2 separate regions of the Homo sapiens genome follow, and region 1 is linked to region 2. The links are chromatin contacts, found by Hi-C in ENCODE. All regions are on one chromosome and are shown on one strand. The core of a region is the stretch at or near the end of the contact, and the rest is flanking DNA. Distances in the headings are between cores, read along the strand shown.

Region 1 (3,940 bases), core at 1,406-3,905, 100 kb before region 2:
TTTAATTTGGTTTGCAATTGGAGATAAAGTTATCTTCTCCTAACACAGGTTATGGAGCTCTGCTCTAGGCAAGTATGGAATGGTAAGCCATTATTTTCCTATATCCTTTTATTAACCTTTACAATCATTTTATTCTTTCTTTGTAACTTTTTCTTTACAAGAAGGGTAGGCTTTATTAACATTTACTAATTCAGACTATCTTATGCAAGTGACATAAACCTCCATAGTTTCAGCAAAAAGAAAATTTTATCATAAAAAAAATGTTTTGTAGAACCTATGAATAAAATGGAGTCTGTGGCTTAAGAACAACCAAAACCCTCGTAACTCTCTAGCCAACCCCATTGCCTATGTATATAATTTTGCTTTCTTCTCTCTCACACTGCAAAGTGCTTTCTCTAGCTCTCTGGTCATATCACTAAAAATCTGACCTCAAAAAACTGTTGAGCTCTAGTATTTTAGAGCATCAGACATTATAAGGATACTCATTTCCTTGGTCTCCCAAATCAGAAAAGATTACAAACAGTATATACCATGTCTAACGGAGTTTATCCTTTGATAGGTAGCTATAATGATGATGATGATGGTGATGACGATGATGATGACAGTGGTTAGATTGGAAACTTGCAGCTTTATGTAATAATTTACAAATCCCAAGGGCCAAATTTAATTGCCGGCACTCTGATCACAAGTACCAGAACCAGGTCCCATCTCCTCACTACTCTAAGCACTGATGGGAGAAGACGGTCCTTTACATGATCAGACTGGACCCCACTGGTTTAAGAACCAAGCATGGCCAATCCTAGATGTGATAGACATCAGGATCCACACCTTGCTGGGCATGGACAAAGACCAAAAAACTTCCTTGCAGTTCTGTCTCAGCAGAACCTTCACTGTCTAACCTTTTTCTGACGTCTAGTCATTGCCATTTCCTAGCCTACATCTGTTGATTTCGTTAGTGATGCTATAAGAGGACCTTTCTATGATTTTTCCTACTTCAGCTAAGCCCACTTCAGGAGCCCACAGACATAGGAGCCACACTGAGAAACCTATTCTCTTTTTACATACTTTGTGGTAGTCATCAGCAGATTACTTTTTCTCCCAAGTCCTCCCATTTCTGATATTAAATTTCTGAGGCCTGTACCCTTTCTCCAGTTACTTTTTTTTTTTTTTTTTTTTTTTTTTTGAGGCAGAGTCTCACTCTGTCGCCAGGCTGGAGTCTAGTGGCAGAATCTCAGCTCACTGCAACCTCCACCTCTCAGGTTGAAGCGATTCTCCTGCCTCAGCTTCCCAAATACTTGGGACTACAGGCATGCACCACCACACCCAGCTAATTTTTGTATTTTTAGTAGAGACGGGGTTTCACCATGTTGGCCAGCATGGTCTCGATCTCTTGACCTCGTGATCCGCCCACCTCAGCCTCCCAAAGTGCTGGGATTACTGGTGTGAGCCATCATGCCCGGCCTCAAATTACCTAAGTCTCAAGCCTGCAGCCATCTATCCACGTCTGCTGGACTACAGGCTGCTGCCTACATAAGGCCAACCCAGTCTCTACAGTGCTTTTTACAATAACCCACCATGAATTGCAGATGGAGCCCCAGCTCCTTCCATTGAGAGCAATGAGATGAGGAGAGGAAGAGGGCAATCTCTCAACAAGTCAAACATTACAGAGCTTTGAGAACGTTAAGAAGTCCAGCCTGCACTAGCACATTGTAATTTATTTTTTGCCTCATTCTGCCTACCTCAGACCTTCAACTCCTCACTTTTCACATATCTGGAGGCTAATCCCATGTGAGAAACACTTAGGAAAACAAGTGTGACAACTCTGCCTGAGTCCCAGAAAGAAAGCTCTCTCTGAAGGGGCCCTTCGGTTGTTTTCCCAGGTGACATGTTTAAGACTTGATCCCTGTTGTCTGAATTCCTTTCTCACCACACCCAAGGTCATTTTAATGAAAATTCCAAAGTCCAAGCCAAGAGGATAGAGTTGCTCTTAATCCTTCAGCAGTGCCGTCATTTGATCCCTAGACCCGCTGGGGTGATTATTGTGTGTCTGCAGAGCAGGGCTAAGCAGGCAGGAGGAGGAAGTGGCTGCCCCTGCAGGAGGCCTGTTTCTGGCCCTTGTTTCTGTGCTGGTGCTGCTGCTACCTCCCAATCCCTCCCACCACCCTTTCTCCCTAACATCTCAAGATAATGCTGATGCTCATGGCTGTTCTTCACCTTTTGCGGAAGTTCACTAATTCATTAACATTTTGTTAATATGATTCATTGTATTGACAAAGTTGAATCAGCAAGTTATTTAATTCCTGGTTTTTTTGCATGCTCAGAGGAGCTAAGGTTGTGTGTGGAACGTGCAATTATAATTCTTGACACCTTTACATCTGTGACTTAGCATTTCATCACAAGGTTTAAAACTTGTGTTGTAAAAGGAAATGGAAAATGTTAAGAAAAACTTGAGTGCTTTAAAAAAAATTCTTTAATTTGTTTTTATCTTCTCTCTAACTTCCTGAGTGATGAGAGAATGAAAGCGCTGACGACCAAATGTCTGGGATGTTTTGGGACCTCTCTGTCCCCTGGGCCAGATATGGGAACATTCTCCAGTGCTGCAAGGACTAATCATCAGGCTCTCTTGCTCCTCACTAATGACCAGGCAGAGCAGCAGCCCCTGCTTCCTGTCACGCTGAACTCTGGAGGCCACTGATTGCGGCCCGGCCAACCTGCCGCCAGCCTTCAGCAAACCTGCCAAAGTCATCTGTTTCGATATTTTCTTGCCTCTTGAGATTAAAGGGGTACATCCTTCCCCACACTGTCTGAAGAGAACAGAGGGGTACACTCTGCTTCAGGGTGTAAAATGGACTCCTTTCTTTTCAGACCCTGGAGGCAAACATGTCTAGGGAATAGCACTCTGACAGGAGAGACTTTACTTCTATTAAAATACTCAGGCTTAAAAAGACTAGAAGCTTTAAGAGAGTTTTGGAAATGGAAACTGTAAGTAAAGACAAGATTTGAGGCATGACCATCATAAATAATGTCTCTAACATGCTCTTTTTTTTTCACCAAATATAAGCGTGCTTAGGAAATATAAAAATGAATCTGATTATTTTTTTCATAGGAATGATACCACATCAACTTTTAGTCCCTACACCTATACCTCTTTCTCCTTCCCTTAACATCCGGAATTTTCTCTCACAGGCTCTGTTCAGCTCTACCGGGGAGACAGGAAGAGATTAGGTAATGATCTGCTGCTGAAACAGCTCCCATAGCCTGGTGGCATGTAGTTCCCCTTCTGTTCTTCAAGACTGGCTGTAGGGAGCATCCCTGGATTTTGACTCTCAAAAGGCATGGTTAAACAGAATAGGAGTCTACTTCAAGTTGCTATGGATGATGTGTTTGAACTTCTTGATTTATTAAGATGTATTCCTAACTTCCTTAAGAAACAAGTGAGAAATTTTAGCTATTATTCTAATTCCTGTGAAAAGAAAAGAAAGAAGAAAAACAATGTATTATTTAGAAGGCCTACCAAGAGCCCAAAAGCTCGTTATCCCAAAAGACAATCTATAAACTTCACTGCCTAGCCCTGGCCTGGATCTGCACATGTGCACACACAGACATGCAGAACAGTGAAGTCACTTCAACTATAGCACTGCTGCTATTTCAGGAAAGCCAAAATAATCCTCTTCGTATAATTGTTGGCACCCAAATAACCTCATAAATAATAACAATAAAATGTTTTAACATTCCTACAGTTTTCAAATCCCACATTAACTCATAGGGTCCTCCAAAAACCCTGTGAGATGTGATTTTACTTACCTCTTTTTACAGAGAGGGACCTGAGGTTCAAGAAGGTACAGAAAATAAGAAAATGCAGCAGGGAGCAGAACCCAGGGCTTCTGACTCTGAATCCACAGTCAGATTCTAGTCTTGCATCTGTGATTACTCAACGGCC
Region 2 (4,070 bases), core at 1,449-3,948:
AAAAAATTTAGCCTACATTCTTTTACTTTACAACATAGTTCCAGATATAGTCTTTGGTTTTATTTTCATAACAAGTTACGTTCTTAATATGTCACAGTGAATTTCAAGGAAAGCATTATTTGTCATGGTTCCAAATATTAATGTCTCTGATGAAATTGATGTTTCTGTCATTTCTAGTTGTCAGAGTTTCTGTTTCCTCAAGGTCTTCTCTAGCAACAAAATCCCAAAATTCTTTAAGAACATGAAGATGGCTCTTGATACAATTTTGTATTATATTGCATGTTAGATCTACAAAGAGGCTCTTCTCCCTATACTGAGAGAAACTCTTTCTGATTGAGTCCTTGTGTCTTCTAAAGTGGATCACTTTATGGTATTGTTTGTTCTTAATAGTAATGATCAGAATGGTAACACTAAGCAAAGAGCACCTGTAGGGCTGGGCTAATTATTTTACATATTAGTTTATTTAATCCTCCAAACTTCCTGTAAAATAGGTTTTCATTTCTGCATGGCATAAGAGAGGCTTTCAAGGGATTAAGAGGCTGCAAGTCACAATTTGGTAAAATCTGGAACTAGTAAAATCTACATCTCTCCCCAACTCCAAAACTTGTGTTCTTTATGCAGTACTAACCAGAGTAAGAAGGAAAATGTGTAAATAAATTATGCTACTTGACAGTTATAGAACCTAAGCAAATGATAAATGCAAAGTCTACCAGTAGTGAGTCAAGAGCAAAGTCTAGGGGTTGAACCCAAGCAGCCCCAGACATCCAATCCAGAGCCATGTTTGGGTTAACATTCATAATGTTTTGATTTTTATTCAGAATAATTGCCCACATTTAAAACTATGCAGAATTCCCATAAAAAGCAGGACTGAGAACTTCTATTGACAAATCAGAATATCTAGCAACTTGGGCCTCCACATTCCCACATGGTAGCAATAAGTGAAGCAGAGTAGCAGATGCCCCTTCGGACAGGACACTCCACCCATGCACTGCAGCCTACTCTCTGCTGACTTAGTTTGTGTGCCTGAACCCTCAGGGCTTTTGAGTTTGTGACCCTCCTTTTCTCCATGGCATCCAATGTAGTCAAATTAGAAGGGTAAAATGTTCTCAACTTCATAAATATACAGTGTGTCAAAAACTATAAGAAAGAATGTAACTTGTACCTTTTCCTCAATGGTTTCTTCCTGGGGATGACCCAGAGATTGTGAGGGTTTGGAGAACAGCCTAGGGCCTTCAATTAAAATAGTTTTGTCTTTGGTTACTACCGGAATAAACCTGTAAGCAGACAGCTGTTTCATGCCAGCTGAAATTCTAGTCTTGGGTGGGATGGCAGAGGTTTATGACTTCAGATGAGAAACAGGCAGGAACAGATTATATTCTTATGCCAAGTTTCTCTCTTTATTGCCATGGAAGCAAGAAGAGCAATGCAGAACATGGAAAGCTTTGCTAGAGCAGTGTTTCACTCAGACTTTCTGCAAGACATCAGGAGCTGCTCGAGATTTTGCAAACACATTTATGGGAAAATCATGGCTATAGAAAAGCTCCTAAAATTAAAACAGAGCTGGAAAAGAATAAAGATCATTGCATTTGTCTTTAAACTCAGAAGCAGAACCCCTGGGATTTAGCATTGTATAACAACACTGGAAACATTATTAACATTAATAAATAAACATCTGGATTGACTTGCAGTCTAAATTTAAGTGTCCTAAATATTTTGGCTCAATTATAACTATACTGCTTTTTTCTAAATTCTCAAATGTTTCTTCTGTCCTTAGCTTATATTTCATTTTCTTCTAACTCTTTTAACTCGAATCTTTAAATGGACCTTGTTGTATAAATGTTTAAGCACCAAATGTCTATATAAGGATATGGAATTGATATTGATTTCAGATTTCATATTTGTACAATCTGGGTTCTTTACATACTTATAGGCTTTTAATTGGAATTACATAATCACACCATTTGTTTATCTTTATTTCATATAATGCTTTCTGTTATATATAATTTCAAGAGTGCCAAAATTTACCAACAAAGTTTTAGTTGAGCTAAAATTAAACCTGCATGCTATTATGAAGCTATCTGTTATTTCCATTTTTAAATATAAAATTAGCCAGAGTTAGCCCAGTTTGGGATAGTATTAGGGAGAACCCATAAAATATGGTGACATAAACCACATTATGCCATAATCATGGCCAAGTTTCACTTGAATTCTCAAATGTATTCAAAAAGCAAGAGTAAAGGTCAGCAAAACACATCTTCACCAAGAAAAGTGCAGTAAAACGAATGCCAAATTAAATGGGCCAGCTACAGAGAATTCTACCCATAAACACAATGCTTATACTTAATCTGTTTCTCACCACCTTCATTTGAGAACGCTGGTCTCAGGTCCCTGGGCTGCTGTTCCTGCCTTGAGCTTTTTTGTCGTTGCAAGCCACGGGGTTGCTATGCAAAGTCCCAACGCATGGAACCAGAGTTAATCATTCACAGGCCTTTTTGCCTGAAATAAGATGCTTTTCATTTCCCTTGGCTTATGTGAATAATGAAAAAAGAAAACAAACAAAGGAGATAACTGCACAATGTTAAAAGATAATCCCTTAGCATAACTATTGTCTAGAAGGCTGAGCACCGTAGTCAGGCAAAAATCCAGTCTGCATTCAGTGACTACACTGACATTTATTTATAAGAGATTATGCCGTGACAGAGCTTCAAGTCATTTAGAAATGCTCCCATTCCCCAAGGCCTTCGTTATATTTATATGCAGGAGCCCATATTATTTTTCCTGGTGTTATGGCAACAAGGATTTCAGTGTTTACAGAGCTATCAAGTTCTGACAAGCCAAGCCGGGGACTTTGCATCACTGGCTTGCATTAAAATGGAGCGCAGGACCTGGAGAGCTGAGCTGAAGCTCAGCTGTCTGAACAACTAATACCTGAGCAGAAGAGGGTTAGGAAGCAGGCAAACGGTGCTAATCAACTCACAGAGCCACTTTCCCCCAAGGGAATTTGCCCTCATGATCCTGCGGTTTAAGAAATATATTACAAAATACGCTGAACCTAGGAAGTCATATTAAACTCAAAAGAAAAACAAAACCCAAATTCCTACTACAATTTTGTACTCTGCGTGGATGTTTTAAAGCTGTGTTGAGTATCGTACATTAGAGTCCTTTATTAGGCCTCTGGAGTAGAGAAAGGGGAAATGAAAATGCAGTGGGTGAAGAAAGGGCAGAACAAATACTCTCTCTGTGCCCACCTTTGGTTTTTAACTACACAATGGAGATCAGCCCAGCTTACGTTCACACCTAATTTAACCACTGCCCAGGGCCCAGTAGTTTCTAGCATACTCCAGCTCTGAAGCTAATTACTGCAGGAAGCTGGTTATGAAAATGTCCCAGAAATATCTGTATCTCACAGACAAAATTATTTTGAGAACTTGCCACCTGCTCCACGAAAATAAATATATGGAAGCAGGACCTTGCGCTCCATGGTTTTCTACATTGAAGTTGTTTTCTGGAGTTGGCCCAAACTCCTCCATATTCTCTGACTAGAGACAGAGCTAGAAATCATTTAAAAAAAAAAAAAAGTCCTTCCAAACATACTCTTTGGACATCTTGGTTCTAGATGGAGCAGGAAATAAAAGCCACAAGCTTAACCTCTGATACAATAAGCTACCACCTTCCAGTTCTAGATTTGGGCCTGGGAAATAATCAAGTCAGAGTAAAATGAAACAAGGAGTTCTAACCACATTTCTTTTTCTTCTTTTTCTTTCTCTCTTTATTTTCTTTCCTTTATATATGTGTGTTCATAAGGGTATTGGTACTCATTTGGTTATAAAAGTGTCACACTGAATTGTAGAATGAACTTCACACACGTCTAAATCCTTTTCAGTTTTTTTGAGATAGGGTCTCCCATTGGCAGTGCAATCATGGCTCACTGCTGCCTCAACCTCCCAGGCTCAAGTGATCTTCCCATCTCAATCTCCCAGGTAACTAGGATTACAGGCAAATGCCACCATGCCTGGGTAATTTTTTGTATTTTTTTGTAGAGACAGGGTCTCACTATGTTGCCCAGGCTG

What was found. A loop is a pair of places that touch in the nucleus more often than their neighbours do.
Region 1: a loop to region 2 is called in a map of astrocyte of the cerebellum, with 5 times the contacts of the local background. The contact joins the enhancer-like site here to the promoter of LINC01091 in region 2. A Hi-C loop is called at or near these places in 1 of 168 maps with a recorded cell type or tissue (astrocyte of the cerebellum).

The regions. Positions count from the first base shown.
Region 1 is chr4:123,748,291-123,752,230 of GRCh38, reverse strand. All of the region lies in intron 3 of LINC01091 (long intergenic non-protein coding RNA 1091), which reads right to left. Among named protein-coding and RNA genes, the nearest start is that of LINC01091, 100 kb to the right of the region's middle. RefSeq lists enhancers at 1,448-2,031, 2,032-2,615, 2,616-3,201. Within about 2 kb of position 2,655, at least 6 of the 41 ENCODE cell types and tissues checked have a DNase peak (open chromatin) inside an H3K27ac peak, as active enhancers do.
Region 2 is chr4:123,648,619-123,652,688 of GRCh38, reverse strand. LINC01091 (long intergenic non-protein coding RNA 1091) reads right to left here and starts at 2,698. Exons shown (of 6, transcript NR_027105.3): 1 at 2,360-2,698.